Linked DNA regions of Homo sapiens: region 1 is linked to region 2. Evidence: chromatin loops called from intact Hi-C (ENCODE). Cell type or tissue: endothelial cell of umbilical vein. All regions are shown on one strand. Each heading gives the region's core, and the rest is flanking DNA. Links, peaks and the distances in the headings are about the cores only.

Region 1 (8,345 bases), core at 179-8,178, 120 kb after region 2:
CCTCTCCAGGACCTGTTGTTTCCTGACTTTTTAATGATCGCCATTCTAACTGGTGTGAGATGGTATCTATCTCATTGTGGTTTTGATTTGCATTTCTCTGATGGCCAGTGATGATGAGCATTTTTTCATGTGTTTTTTGGCTGCATAAATGTCTTCTTTTGAGAAGTGTCTGTTCATGCCCTTCGCCCACTTTTTGATGGGGTTGTTTGTATTTTTCTTGTAAATTTGTTTGAGTTCATTGTAGATTCTGGATATCAGCCCTTTGTCAGATGAGTAGGTTGTGAAAATTTTCTCCCATTCTGTAGTTTGCCTGTTCACTCTGATGGTAGTTTCTTTTGCTGTGCAGAAGCTCTTTAGTTTAGTTAGATCCCATTTGTCAATTTTGGCTTTTGTTGCCATTGCTTTTGGTGTTTTAGACATGAAGTCCTTGCCCATGCCTATGTCCTGAATGGTATTGCCTAGGTTTTCTTCTAGGATTTTTTATTAGCAGTGTAAAAATGGACTAATACACCACAGCCCCAAGGATACTCATTCAAATTTATTCTTCAGTATTAAAAAATTAGTGCCAAAGAGTAAAGATCATGACATTTTTTTTCCCCACCACCATAAAACCAAGACCTAGTTTGTGTCTGGTACATGGTAGGAACTCATTAAATACTTGTTGAATGAGTGAATGATCTCCAAATGGCAAATTTTACTCTTCCAAAATTAAATTTCGTTCTCTGCTCCCTGTTATGTTCTTTTTGAAAAAAATTTTCTCAACCATAACTTTCCATGTCTGTTATAAGCCATTCATTAGAGTTTTTTGTCAGGTCAGCGCATATTTACAAATCTAGTTAGTTCTTATTTTTCCATTACAAACAAATGTTAGAACATCATTCTCCAAAACCCTATCTCAGAAACAGACAAATTTGCTTTTATTTTTGAAGTTTATTGTTTAGTTTAAATCAGATTTTCTAGATCTTTCCTTTTTACAATACAAACATGAATTCTGTTAACTGAGACTACTTGAAGCTACCCAGTTACCCAGTGTCAGTTTGTACTAACTATAGATTTTTAGACCAATAGCCCTTGTTTTCTCCATACATTTCTTGGAATTTTCTATTGCTTTTGGTATTAAGATTTTTTTTTTTTTGGTCAAAACACTGGGTTTGCCCACCTCCTCCTCCTCCTCCAACAAGATGCCAGAAAGAAAGAAGCATGAGTCATAGGAAAATGAAAGAGGAATGTCTCAAATATTAGGATGAGAAGACTGCTCTTCTCATCTAACAGATTCTCATTTCCTGCCCCGCGTCATTTCTTCCCATTGAAATAACAACTGTAATTCTAGTCATGGGTGTGTGAGTGTTTGTGAGGGTGGGTGGGAGGTCTTCAGAGGTCTCAATAAAAAAGAGAGAGTATGAAACTTTTGTTATTTCCTGTTTCTGAATATGTCTTTTGGTTAAGGATGTTGGAAGGGGTGAGAATCTTTGGATCTCTGTAGTGCTTGTAGTGGTGATGGGGAGTATTGAATGTTTCCAAGCCAGTACGGCACACTGAATAACTGGATCAGAGTTCTCTTTTGGTGGGAATAATATTAATAAATAATGGAAGGTAACTACATGTTGAAGACTTGTAGAGTAATCATGAGTTTCACCTTCTCATGCCAGGTGACTCTTCTTTATGGGTATAGTCCTGTATTTGGTCTTCTAGCTTCCATGTGAAACTAGTCAACTTCGAGAAGTTTTGATCTGTCTCAACAGAAATGAATCAGGGAGAGGGGAAACAAATAAATAAATGGTAGTTACATCAAGGTGGTATACTAAGTATTAAATACAAATTCTCAAAACTTTTACCCATTTTCATTTAAAAATATTTATTTATTATTTGTACTCTCATAGAAAAAAATAAAGATCTCTCAAGAGGTCTCTCAAGACATTTGCAAACAATAAGGTTTTGTTTTTTCATGAGCCAAGATGGATTTTGGTTTGTCCTGACTTTCCTTGAAGTAGTTGTATTTCAAATGATTAATTGCCTTGAGCTGCTTTTAAAAATTGTTTTCCTGCTTCTGTGATTTTTTTATTGTGACAAAATTTGAAGGAAGTAGTAGAAATAATATTAATTATTGAAGTTTCAAGAATTTCTTCTTTTTCCTTTCCTTTAGGAATAAAATTAAAATGTAAAAATCTTGGAATTTGGCATTAACCAGCTTAAAATTTAGTATGCTAAAAATAATAATATCAATTCAACATTATTCTATGAAACTTATACAAAATTTTGGAAACATGGTCTTTACAGATGCTATATATTTCAGTTATACAAGTTCAGAATTAAGTGTTTATGCCACGTTACATTTAGATTATAGAGTTACTTATATTTCCTCACCTTTCATATTTTATTAAAGAGATTCTCTGACTCTCTAGCCTCTAGTAGCTTTTGATAACAGTCCTTTCTCCCTAGGGAACCCAACCTCTCTTATTAATGAAGTCCAAATATGAGTCACCAATCCACATTCCCAAACACTATGCTTTTTAGGTGGCTCTTCGTACTCCTTTACCTCTGGACCAGGCTAATCAGAAGTGGAGGACTTCAAGTTAATAAGTCATGTTATAGAATTTTTTCTATTATAACTAGGGCTCAGTATTTTTTTAAAATCCTAAAATACCACTAAATATCTTTGGCCACATAAAAGACTAGATTTCCAGTTCAGAATGACAACAGATATAGGGCTTGACATATCAGGTACCAAATAATGCTGTGGCAAAGTTTGGATTTTTTTTGAAGATAGTAAGATGTATGCCAATCTGTAATATCACTTGCATTAATGGATTTCCGAGTACTATATAAATCGACGATTATTCTTATTAAGCAGTGCTAATATATTTTACAAACAAAAATTCTCCCCAGTTTTATCCCTTTATATGTGTCATATCAAAAGACTTAGTCAAAGCTGCTTTCTACTGCTTCTGATGTTATATGCTTCATAAAAGTGTCCCTGTGCTATGCTTCTAATGAAACTTTATTTTGTCTTGTTTTATGTAACACATTTGAAAATTCTATCTTTTAAAATACATTATTTTTATTGCTACAGGGGTATTATGTTATGATGCTTTCTTTTACAGTTTATTCTTGTATTGACTTTAGTTCCAAAAATAAATTAATTCATATATTACTTTTGGTAATACCTGAAAAAAATTAAGTTATTCACAAAATATTTGTGAATCCTGAATCAGTGTAAGTTCTATTCAATTACAGAAATAGTAATTGCATACCTACTAGCACTATCTGAAGTTATATAAAATGAGATTTTTGTTTTCTTATTTTTGCTTTTGCCTTCTTCCAGAGAGTATTGAGTTCCACGAGAGAAAGGCCTTTGTTGGTTCACTGCTGGATTGCTGGTTTCTATAATATTTCATGGCACATAGTAAACTGCCAATAAATATTTGCTGAATGAATTCACTTATTCAGAAAATATTTATTGAGTGTCTCTTGTATGCCACATATCTAGGCACTGAGGATAGAACAGTGAATGGGCCAAAGTCCTGACTTTTTGGAATTTATTTTCAAGTGGGAAGAGAGAGATTATAAAATACGTGACCCTGAAAATATATGTCATATGTCTGATGTTGATAGTGCCAAGAAGAAAAATAAAGCAGGACAAGGTGTGGGGAGAGAGAATTATTATCCTAGCTAAGGAATTAAGTGAAGGCCTCTCTGAGAAGGTGAAAAATGATTGAATGTTACTACTCCTGTGCCACTGCCACTGGTGATACTGAAGAAAGTGGAAGACCAGGTCTTAGACTCCAAGGTGAGTATAATATGATGATAAAGTCAGACATATTACCTATCATAAACATAATGTGCAATGATAGTGTCATACGTACATGCTATGGAACAGTGTCTGGAGAATGAAGCATAGCCACCTATTAGCAAGCAGAGTATATGGTGGTGGGGTGGAGGATGACTACAGTCTGAAAATGCAGAACTGATTCTAGGCTGTGAAGGTTCTGCCAGATCAAGGACTTTGGGCTTCAGTCAATAGCTGGTGGGTGACTAATGGTAGTCTTTAAACATGGAAAGGGACCAATCAGAGCTACATTCTAAAAACTAACTGGTAGCAAAATGGGTGGATTCGAGGGCATGAGATTGGGTCAGCTGATGTTTTGATAGAATTTGTGATCAAATATTACTTGAAATAACAGAACCTTAGTTGGGCCAAATCTTTTCTTCAAACAAAAGAATAGTGCTTCCAAGATTTTTGTTTTTATGGTCGAACCGGATTACCATATAAAGACATAAGAAAGAAAGAAATAATATTTCATGACAAACTAGCTGAGAAGGATCAAGAGAAAGGCAAGAATGAAGATTTATAATCTGGGATTTATAGAATAGCTGTAATTGGTACAGGGAAAACACCCAATTTATCTGGATATACTTGTGTTTCCCTATTTAATCCACATGGTGTCATTTTTTACATGTGTTTTCTCAGAGCAGTTATTTTCATTCACAGGCTGTGGTGATGACTCACTTCATTCCCTTTTGGGTATTAGAGGCTCTTATTTCATTCAGGAGATTTTCCGATTCACCAGACAGTGCATTAGACATTATTGTCTTGTTGGAATTTGGCTGGGGGAAAATACTTAAAGAAATATATCACTGTTGCTTGTACCACCCTCACAAACACATTTTATTTAGCAAAATCTGAACCTGATGAGGAATCCGTATTAGTTTGCTAAGGCTGCCATAACGAAGTACCATAGACTGGGTGGCTTAAATGAAAGAAGGTATCATCTCACAGTGCTGAAGGCTAGAAGGCTGAGATCAAGGTGTAGGCAGGGTTGGTTCCTGTTTTGGACATTGAGGGAAAGATACGTTCCAGCCCTCTCTCCTTGGCTTGTAGATGACATTCTTCTCCCAGTGTTTTCACATGGTCTTCCATCTGTGCAAGTCCCTCTGCACAAATCTGTGTCCAAATTTCCTCTTCTTGTAAGGACCCCGTGCTTAGGGTCTACTCTAATAACCTCATTTTAACTTAATTACCTCTTTAAAGGCCCTATTTTCAAATATGGTCATATTCTGAGGTACTAGGGGTTAGAACTTCAGCATATGAATTAGGAGGATGGGGAATTCAGATGATAATAAAGTCTAAATGTTTGGCTTTTTCTCTCCAGATACCCAGTTTCCCTAAAGTGACAATCACACCCAGTGACTGGCTGATGCAGTGCTATAAAGGTCTGTTCCACTTGCTGCAAATTCAGGACAATTCCGTAAAGCCATCCCAGCCCCAGAACTCGCTGTGCCATGAGCTGAGTTCTTTGTTATGAGAGTATCACAGCTCCCCTCTCTACCTAGTCCTACTTCCTCACTCCCTCATAAGTGTTGGGTCCTTATAAATTTGCCAAGGAACTCAACCTGTGACAACTTTAGTTCAATAGATTTGACCCTTTCCTTGCAAGGGAACTATTGGTTTCTTACTATTATTGTCAGTTGTCCTCATTAACAAAGTCATTTACTAACTGGCTGCAAATTACTGAAAATTGTTTGGAACGACAATTTTTCGTATAGACTTCAATGATTATTCTGGCTAAAGGTCATTTTTTTTCTCTGCACTTCTGTAGGACAGCCCTGTACAATTTAGTACTTTAATGGTGATTTGTATTTTTTGCTCATTCACATTTGTAAATTATTTAAGGTTGCACATTTCTTGAAAGTTGATATGCTTCTATCAGATTTTTTTCTGTTCTTCAAAATGTTTAACGTAGTTTCAGAGCTCTAGTTGGTACTTAAGGAATTTGGGAGCATACAGTAGTGTAGATACCCCAGAATTTTTAAATGAGAGTGTGGAATCTGAATTATAAAACTCATATTAGGGAAAGCCTACACTGGGAAAAGAAATTGCATATGTGGTATAAAATAAATAGAAGATCTGTGTTTGAATATTGACTATGCTGTTTACTCACTATGTGATCTTATAAAAGTTACTTACCCTCCCTGAGCCTGAGTTTTCTCATCCATAAAATAGGAATATTTTTAATAGCAATCTTATAAAGTTGCTGTGAATGTTAAATGAGATGCAGTATTAAATAAGATGCATGCAGTATTTAGCACATGATTCAATCATAAAATGGATATTACCTTCACACTTCAATATTTCTGAATTCATGATGCATCTTGTGATTAGTGTCAAAAGAAATTTGTCAATTTTACACAACGAAGTGGAGTGTGATACATTAATAGTTCTTAACGTCTATATGAGTGGACTTAGTCATCAGAGAAGATAACTATTCACCCAGTTACTTGCCTCAGTTAAACACCTTGTAGTTGTGACAGAACCTTAAATTTGGATACCTAATTATTATTTTAAGGTGTCCCCAAAAGGATTACATTATAATCCAAAGACATAGCTTTAACATAAATGGTTACAGTGGAGCAGATTGCCTATCATATGCCAAGTAATTCAAATAAAGATGATGGAAATTTTTAGATATTTTAGAATTAGCTGTATAACCTTAAAAATTAGAAAAAGTTGTATGACCAGTTGATGAATTATGAAAACCAAACTCTAAATCTAATCCTAAAGAAGCAATCAGACAAACCCAAATTGAGGGGCATCCTACAAAATAACTGATCTATGTTCTTCGAAAATGTCAGTGTCTGGGAAAGCAAAGCAAAGCAAAGCAAAGTTGAGGAACTTTTTAGAGTTAAGAGAGACTAAACCAGTATGACAACTAAATAAAATATATGGTCTGGATTGGATCTTGAATTAGAAAAAATAAAATTGCCATGAAGGACAAATTAGGACAATTGGTAAAATATGGTATTGACAATTTGATTATCATATTGCATCAATGTTAAATTTTCTGAATTTTCTTATTATACTTATTATATTATATAAAATTCTTAAATACTATAATTAATCTAATTATACTGACTTATTTAAGAGTTTTCCCAGGTTAAGTTCCTCAGCAAGTTTGTAAGGACTCAACACTTGTGAGGGAGTGAGGAAGTAGGATTAGGGAGAAAGGGGAGCTGTGATACTCTCACAACAAAGAACTCAGCTCATGGCACAGAGAGCTCTGGGGCTGGGATGGCTTTACGGAGTTGTCCTGAATTTAGGGCAAGTGGAGCAGACCTTTATACCACTGCATCAGCCAGTCACTGGGTGTACACTGCCCCAGGGAAGAGTACATGACATTCATCAAAGTGTGTCTCTTTAGCCAAGGATAATTTCCAGAAGGGGATTCAGCTGCAAGCTGTTCATTGCCAAAACTCTTCAGCTGATGGGGAAAATTAGTAGTTCAGTCCTAAAGAGGGAAGAGGAATATAGGTGTCAGACCACAGCATCCAATCTGGTTATCATATCTGTAATTTACTTTAAAATGATTCAGTAAGTAAAATGATGTGAGAACAAAGATAATACCAAAAATGCGGAAAAGCAAGAAAGATCTCAAATTAGCAAAATACGAAAAAACCGGTGAATCTGGGTGAAGTACTGTTTTCAGCTTTTCTGTAGGTTTAAATTTAAAAAGAAAAAGTTTTAAAAATGAAATTCCCAGGTGATACCAGTACACTAGCAGATTGGAGGACTGTGGAATGAAGTCATCTTTAGAATTCATCCCAGCTCTAGCATGAGGGAATTCTGTGACATGATCAGATTGGTTATGGTGCATTTGCTTTGGGCTTTTGAAGCCATGGAACCACAGCATATTTCCTACATGTTTGTTTTGTCCATAAGTTCTCAAACTTTAGTAAATCATATTGTTTAATTAAATGGGTTTGAGGGATTGTAATACCAACCCTGAATTTATAAATAAAGCTGTTCTTTTCTCTATTTTGATGAACAGTGGGCAAGTTTCTGTATTAAAGATCAATTATTATCCATTTGAAGAAAAACAAGGAAGCTGAGAATATTCAAGATAAATTTATTGAGATTATTAGATCTCACAGTTAATGAAATTGTGTTGTAATAGATACATACTGTCAATAGTTTATTGAAAAACTGCAAGCAAAGCAAATGTCTTTGCCTTTATTAAAAGTCAGGGGAAGATATAGCAGGCTCAAATATTTAATATTTATCTTTTTAATTGTGAAATCATCTTTGGGATATTTATTTATTATGAAATACATTTTAAAATATTGCTTAATTCTAAAATACGATTTAAAATAAACTATTTTTCTGTGGTTTTTACTGAGTCCTCATCTCACTAGGCTGGAATATTGATCCCAACCACATCTTGTTTTAGATGTGAGGATGGTCATGTCTTCCCACTCTGTTTTCAGTGTTACATCAAAAAGTCCCAATTCAAGGGCACTGAAGACAGTTATTTTCTTATTAAAGGTTTGCCAACTCCTTTCTTACAGGGATC
Region 2 (8,345 bases), core at 32-8,031:
CCATTCCCTAGCTTATGCATAGATAATATTCCAAGCATTCTCCCCTCTTTCCCAGATTATTAATTTTCTGCCATCTATTAGGCCATTCCTAATTAATATATAAACAAACTGCTATTTCTGTTATCATAAAAACAAAACAAACCTCTCAATATCACTTCTCCTACTGGGTGTGTATTGTCCCATTTCTCTGCTCCCCTTTACAGCAAAACTCCTCAGGAGAGTGTCTCAACTCACTGTCTCCAGTTCTTTTCCTTGCATTCTGTCTTAAACTCACTCAACTGAATCTTTTCCTGCATGGGGGAGAAAAGTAATATTACCTCTCACCCATCCCAAGATTCATGGCTGAGGCCCCTATAACAAAGGAAAGATTGTCAAAAGAAAACCATACAAATTTGTTTAATATACATTTTACATTAGCTGAGAGCCTTTGAAATGAAGACTAAAAGAAAGCAGGAAACCTGTGTTTTTTTGTGAAAAGTCATGCAGAAATATGATTGGAGGACAAAAAGACATGATCTAATGGTAAAAAACTGATGGGAACTTAGCAAGACCTGTTTATTCAGATTCTTCTTGGCATCTCTGTATCTTCAAGGATAAAGTTATTTCTTTCCTCAAGGTACAGGGTGGACACCTCAGGATAAAGTTTTTATGACCTAAACTTACATTAGAAAGTCAGAGAATTCTTTTTTTACCTACTTCAAGGGAGAAGAGGGAGGGAAAAGTGAGCCTGACTGCTATGGTTTGAATGTGTCCTCCAAAAAACATGTATTGGAAATTTAATCCCACGTGCAACAGTGTTGAGAAGTGAAACCTTTAAGAGATAACTAAGTCTTGAGGCTCTGCCCTCATGAATGAATTTATGTCATTTTCACAGAAATTGGCTCATTATTCCAAGAGTAGGTTTGTATAGAATCTAGTTAGGACATTTCTTGCTCTCTCTCACCATGTGATGTCTTCCACCATGTTATGATGGAGTGAGAAGGCCCTTACAAGACGCAGCTTCTCAATCTTGGACTTCCCAGCCTCCAGAACCATGAGCCAAGTAAACTTCTACTTTTTATAAATTATCCAGTCTGTAGTATTCTGCTGTAGCAGCACAAAATGTAAGAAGACAATGACCTTTTTTCTGCTGTTTCTTCAACTGTCAAGAAGACAATGACCTTCTTGTTTCTGCTGTTTCTTCAAGTGTCAAGGTACCATATTTTGGGGTGTTGTGTCCTAAACTCCATCTACTGCATCATCTTCTAAAACCTTTCTTGTCAAGGTCACCAATGACCTTCATTTTGCCAAGTCCAAAGCCTAAAGTCATTGTCTTACTTGAACTTAAATGCCATATGACATTGTTGATCACCACTACTTTCCTGGAAGTCATTTCATCCCTTGGCTTCCAGGATAACACTTTTTTCATGTTTTTCTTTACCTAATTGGCTACAGTTTTTTAGTCTCCTTTTTATCCTCTTCTCCTATTTATCTTAACATTGGGTCTCTAGTCCTTTCTATCTACACTCATTCCATAATGTCATCCAGTTTCATCTGTATGAAGAAAATTCCCAAATCTATGATGCTACCTTGAATTTTTCTTTGAACTCCAGACTCAAATTGCATATTTGATTGCTCCACTTGAATGTCTAATAATCATCTCAAACAAAATATTTAAAAGAGAACTATCTTTTCCCTAATACCTACTTCACCTGTAATCTCCATCTCTTTTCATGGTAATGCTATTATATCAAAGACTTTCATCTATTTTTGATTACTGCTATATCCCTAGGAACTAGGCTCTGGTACATTCATTCAACACATACTTGCTGAATGAATATTAATGATTATAGCACTGGACTAGGTGCAATGGCTAACACCTGTAATCCCAGCACTTTGGAAAGCCAAAGTGGGAGGACTGCTTGTGTCCAGGAGTTTTAGACTGGCCTAGGCAACATAGCATGACCTTGTCTCTATAAATCAAAAATTAGCCAGGTGTAGTGGTGCATGCCTGTAGTCCTAGCTACTTGAGAGGCTGAGGTAAGAGGATCGCTTGAGCCTAGGAGGTCAAGGCTGCAGTTACATGTGATTGTGTCACTGCCCTCAGCCTGGGCAACAGAATAAGACCTGGACACACACACACACACACACACATACACACGACTATAGCACTTTATTGCATCCAGGTAACACACTCATAACAAAGTTCTATTTCTGAGGCCAGGTGTGGTGGCTCATGCTTGTAATCCTAGGATTTTGGGATACCAAGGTGGGAGGATTGCTTGAGGCTAAAATTTCAAGGTCAGACCACATCTGTACAAAAGAAAAGTCAGCTGGGTGTGGTGGTGCACACCTGTAGTCTCAGCTACTTGGGAGGCTGAAACAAGAAGATTACTAGAACCACTAGTGGATAGCACCCACTGCACTCCACCCTGGGCAACAGAGACTCTCTCTCTTAAAAGAAAAAAATCCCTATATGTCCTTCCTTTCTTCTCTTTCCTATTTTGTATTTAGAATTCACATGTAATAATCTTAAATTTAATTCAATACTTATTTAATTTCAGACTTTTTCTTCAACAATACTTGACTTGGCTGTCTGACTTAATTTGACAAGGATTCTCCACTTGTTGAATGAGTAAAACCTGCAAGTGCATTTAAAACACAAATGAAGATAAAATAATTTTATTGAAAAATGTATGACAGTGTAATTTTTTTACAATAGTTTATTCTTAAATGTACAGCAGGCTCCAAGACAACATTTCATTCTAGCCAGGTGGCAAGACATGTTATGGCAGATCTTTAAATATGAATGGAATCAAGGGGCACCATTGCCTCAGGCATAAGGAACAGTTCATGGTTTCCCAGATTTCTTAATTCCACCTGTGGCCTGGGGCCCTTCCTCGTAGCCTTTGCTTTTAGCTTCTTGAGTTTCTTTTGCTCCACTTTTGGCTTCTGCTTGAAAAACCTTTATTTTCCTTTTCTATCTCCTTGGTCTGCTTTCTGGGCTGTTTCAGGGGCTTCTTGCCACCTTCATGGCTGGACATGGTGCCTGCTATCCCTTCCACATTTCAAGTCAATATTATTTCGAGTTTTTCAAACCTTTCTGTATATATTGGGTTAAACAAGTTTCCTGAAAGTGAACAAGACATATCAATCACTTGACAACTTTGGATAAAGCCTTTTTGTTGTATTTTCCAGATTTCAGAAAGTGGACGATTTTGTCAGATTATAGACCTTTTGCAACTCAAGTGGCTTCCAATTCCTTGTTTCCAATAAAAGTAGCCAGTTGGCAAATTACTAAAAATGACTCTTGAAGATGGTTCCTTGTGGAATTTTTGCTATGTAACTTAAAAAGAGTTCAAATCATTAAATTATATTGCTATAATAAAATTCCTTCTATACATATTTATAGGACTAGGTTTTTTCAGTACTTACATTTATAAAAAATAAAAAACATGAGTAAAATTGATACTGAGCTGTGTCTCATTAAAATAATTATTATTATTTAGTGAACTAATTGAAAAAATTCTCATTTTATTAAAAGACATATGTCCAATAAAATTTTACTTTTTATGTTCAATTTAGTTATTTATTGAACTTTGTAATATATATGTTGTTTGGAACAATTGTATACTACCAATAATTTCAATGGCTACTTCAATCTAGAAGAAATTATATGGATGAGAGGATTATGGATACAAGCAATTAAAAGTAAATTCATATTTCAAATAACATACATATGTCAGTTGCGGAGAGTATTACAGGGTGATTAAAATAGCATAAAGATATATTTTATTATGGTAAATTATGTGAGGGGCATTCTTTTTGATGCCTAAAAAAAGCAACGATGTAGCATGTATGTTAAATGTTCATTTATGTGTTTTTAAATAGTTGCAAACCAAGTTGCTAGGGTATTTAACTTTCATTGGACGAATTTATAAAAACATGCAGCAGTTTTGTTTTTAAATGTTGTTATTTACAATACACCGGAAACATCACCTTTTGCAATTATTTAAATTTATGATGAAAAATTTGAGAGAACATTTACAAAATATGTGAATGGGTACTTAGCTTTCCATGTTTTGGTAAGTAAGCAAACCAAAAGTGGGAAGATCATTGTTACAGAGAAAATGAAAAGTGCAATTTAGGTAAAGTTGGTGCTTTACTTACTGCGGGTAGCAAAGAGTAGTTGGGAAGAAATGAGGAACAATGAAAGGAGGATTAGCATACGTTATTTGCAGTACAACAGAAGTACCATAGAGGGGCGCTAGAAGACTGAGGGACAGAGAGGTCTTTGGCTGACCCAGCTGGAAGGGAAGTGGCTCTTGGGGCAAGCAAGGGTGAAACAAAATGGCGAAGATTCGTCAAAGATGTTCAGCTGCACAAGGATATGATTGGATTCGTGACCGCAAGTTGGCTTGGGACAACAGATTTCCAGGGAGTTGGAACGCGAAGCTGTTCCAAGCACAGTTGGTGAGTTGGAGTCAGTGCGGATGGAGAGGAACCATGAAGATTTCACCTGGGGGATGCTATAAGTCCATCCTGACCACTCATGGTTCGACTCATGCAAAGCAGTCTGTGTGTCTTACACATAGAAGTGAGAGCACCTCAGGATTTCCCATGCCACTTAGGAAGAGGAATGCAGTGTTGGTTGTAAATGAATAATGGGTTTGCTTACTGAAGACACCCAGACTCTCTTGGTGACTGTAATGATACCTGTGTAAGCAAAAATTTACTTTCCAAAGGCAATCAGTATTTGGTTAAATCAACTACTGAACTTTTTAGAAAGAGTACTTTGTATTTCAGAGTCTCCTGGGTTGTTGGAAAGTAGGAGCTATCGTCCATGAAAGTAGCGATTTAGGAGAATTCCTCCAGGATTTCACAGATGATGGTGCTGCAGAGACGATTTTCCGCCTTGACCATTCAGGTGTTCAGTTGCAATTGTATACTACCAGCTTGTTTATTGGATTAGAAGCAAATCTGGCTAGTGAAATGTAAATCTAAAAACATCTCCAAGACAAAAATAACTGTTTAGATTCTCAATCATTCACATTATTTAAACCCTGATTTCTACTCCAGCTTCTTCCTTTCCTTCAGAAGCACAAATGATCACATCACTATATTTCTATTTTGTAAATACTCCAGTTTTCCCAGCAGGTACTCTTGCCTGTAGAGGAAAATCTGATTTTTTAAATCTGGCATTTAGGGACCTTCACAATTTACCTCAATCTATATTTCTTATTTTATTTTTTTATGATGTCCTTATGTGGAGTCTCAGCACGGTCCATCTGCTTCTCTGCCATCTGAATATGACTTCAGGATATAGCATGTGCCAGACTGAGACACAAAAGATGATTGGTGATCACTTTTAATAGGGCAATCAAGGAGGTTTTCGGAAGGAGATGACATTTGAACTGGTTCCTGATTTGTTGGATTTCAAGGTATGGGTTTAGAGTGAAATATCGAGCTATTGGTGAGAACTTAGATGTGGCCCAGCCTTCTAGGAAATTTATTCCAATAAAAGTCACCAGGAAGCCAGGGACTATTCGTTTTGGTCTTTTCTTATTATATTCTATGCCAGTCTGGTGAAAGTGTCTCCATTAGATGTGTACTTAGGTGTCTTTCAACACATAGAGTTCTGAAGTAGGAACTTCCTGAAATTTGATCCACTAGTAGGCAGAATTTGATACAGGGGCACTTCTGTCTAGTATACTGTTCATGTTGTATTATAATCAAAGAGTGACTACATTCCTATATCTTTCACCTAGAGCATTTTCACATAGGAGTTATCCAGACAGCTCTTAGGCAAAATGGTGATTGAGATCTTTCTTTTTTTGAGACGGAGTCTCACTCTGTTGCCCAGACTGGAGTGCAGTGGCGTGATCTTGGCTCACTGCAAACTCTGCCTCCCAAATTCAAGCTATTCTAGTGCCTCAGTCACCCCAGTAACTGGGATTACAGGCATGCACCAGCACGCCTGGCTAATTTTTGTATTTTTAGTGGAGACGGGGTTTCACCATGTTGGCCAGGCTGGTCTCAAACTCGTGGCCTCAAGTGATTCGCCTGCCACAGCCTCCTAAAGTGGTGATTCGTATCTTTATTGTCAACCTGGGATTCGGAAAAAAAATCCTTAATCAAGAATCTGAGAGTACAGATCCTAGACCTAGCAGTGCCACTTGATGCTAATAAGAACAACAAAAACAAAAGCTTCTCCACCCTGGTTTTCCCACCTGTGAATTTATATAGTAATAATTTTTCTTATTTTTAGGTGTACAGTGGAAATTACATGTTAATATAGGCAAACATTTTTCCAAGAAATAAAAACACCTTAAAATGCAAAGGATCAAATTCCGACCCTTTAGTTCTCTGTGAAGGTACAATTAAGAAAAATGAAAAATATAGGTATGCAAATGTGTTAGATGGTACAGGTGAAGTTCAGGAGAGTCAGGACTTTGTTTTGCATTATATGTTCAGTTCACTTTACCAACATATAGTGAGTATGTGAACAGTGCAAGTATACTGACACTGTTCACATACTCGCTATATGTTGGTAAAGTGAAGGGATGAATGATTGACTGGAGGCATTTAGGAGCCTTCTGCTAGCTGGCTTACCTGGCTGCCAAAGCTCTCTATCTAGGTGACTGGCTGAGTGAAGTCTCCAAACTGTGTATATTTTAAGGATATCTTGCTTCCACCTGCTTTTCTCCTTGTTTTGATAGCAGTAATAGTTAACATTGCTTGAGGACCAAATATGTGCTACTTCTTTACATAAACCATTGGTAATCCCCACAACCCTGAAAAAGTGTTTATTCCTATTTTAAATATCAGGAACTTATGCTCAGAGAGGCTAAATAACTTACTAAAAATGGTATAGCTAATGTATCAGTTTGGATATGTTAGATTATGCTGTAATAACAAACAATCTCTAAATCTCAGTGTGGTGGTTAATACTGAGTGTCAACTTGATTGGATTGAAGGATGCAAAGTATTGATCTTGGGTGTGTCTGTGAGGGTGTTGTCAAAAGAGATTAACATTTGAGTCAGTGGGCTGGGAAAGGCAGACCCACCATTAATCTGGGTGGGCACAATCTAATCATCTGCCAGCATGGCTAGAATATAAAGCGGGCAGAAAAATGTAAAAAGACGAGACTGGCCTAGCCTCCCAGCCTACATCTTTCTCCCATGCTGGATGCTTCCTGCCCTAGAATATCGGACTCCAAGCTCTTTAGTTTTGGGACGCAGACTGAGTCTCCTTGCCCCTCATCTTGTAGAAGGCCTATTGTGGGACCTTGTAATCATGTGAGTTAACACTTAATAAACCACCTTTTCTAAATATATCTATGCTATTAGTTCTGTCCCTCTAAGAGAACCCTAATACACTCAGTAACTTAAAATATAATGGTTTATTTTTTGCTTGTAATACATATTCACTGGGAGCCAGCAGGAAGGCTCTGCTTATTATACTTAGGGATACAGGCTGCAGAGCAGCAACCATCACAAATATCCCTACACCAGAGGGAAAGGCATCTCTGGAGAGTGTCATATCAGCAACAAATGCTTTACTTAGAAGTGACATCCATCCCTTCTTTTCATCATACTTTGACTAGGATTAGTCGTATGACACCACCTATTTACAGGTGGGCCAGGAAGTATAGCTCTGCCATGTGTCTGGAGGATAAAGCCAGACATTTTGGAGGTGATGCAAATGACTACCAGGGCAAGTAAGTCAGAGACTTGGTTTCTGAATCCAAAAGTATTTGACTCCAAAGCCAGGTTTATTTCACAAAACCACATGGCTTTACTCAACTTGCCTAGAGTTCTGGGTCTGGGGTAGATCCATACCTTTTGACTTCCTGTTGCTTTTCAGTCAGGATTGTCTCAACCCTAAATCTTTATAGGCTGAGAATAACCCTTCCCTCTCAATTGTCATACCAGAAAGCCTGACCCCTTTGGCCTAAGGCAGATGAGGGCTTGAAAATTAGACCCTGATGGGGTATGGTACTTGTCCCTGTTCCTGCTATCTTCTGCCTCTATATCTATGCAGAAGCAGGATCAAACCACTTTCTGCTCTTCCAGTCCCAGAGGCACTAGAGTGACTTCTAGTACCAGAGCAGCTGGAGTGACCTAGCAATTGGCTAGGTACATCCTGAACTATAGAAGATATGTGCTGGGCCAAAAGCAGGACTTTTTCTTGGAAACTTGAATGGAGCTGATGACAGTGGCCTGTCAACAGCGCCGTGACTGTAGTTTAGGGTCATTCACATTTCTCTCTTTATAGGAAGCCCATGTTAGGAGTTTAGAGGAGGCTGCCCAGAAAATAGCCCTGAATCAGAAGTCAAGAGGTTTGAAATCAGTCCTGGCTGTGT

What was found. Peaks named below come from ENCODE experiments on the same cell type or tissue, not always from the same donor. Only the 100,000 strongest peaks of a DNase experiment are listed, where the experiment ranks them.
Region 1: a loop joins it to region 2, with 2.5 times the contacts of the local background. A loop is called at or near these places in 2 of 110 quality-filtered maps.

Annotation. Positions count from the first base shown.
Region 1 is chr5:33,254,414-33,262,758 of GRCh38, reverse strand. LINC02160 (long intergenic non-protein coding RNA 2160) reads right to left here. Exons shown (of 4, transcript NR_147008.1): 4 at 7,206-7,283. Among named protein-coding and RNA genes, the nearest start is that of LINC02160, 29 kb to the right of the region's middle. In endothelial cell of umbilical vein, for the core only: no CTCF peak of the experiment used is centred there; DNase peaks (open chromatin) are centred at 1,298 and 4,498.
Region 2 is chr5:33,375,923-33,384,267 of GRCh38, reverse strand. It overlaps the pseudogene LOC112267948. Among named protein-coding and RNA genes, the nearest start is that of TARS1-DT, 61 kb to the left of the region's middle. In endothelial cell of umbilical vein, for the core only: a CTCF peak has its summit at 4,236; a DNase peak (open chromatin) is centred at 4,257; H3K27me3 peaks cover 394 bases.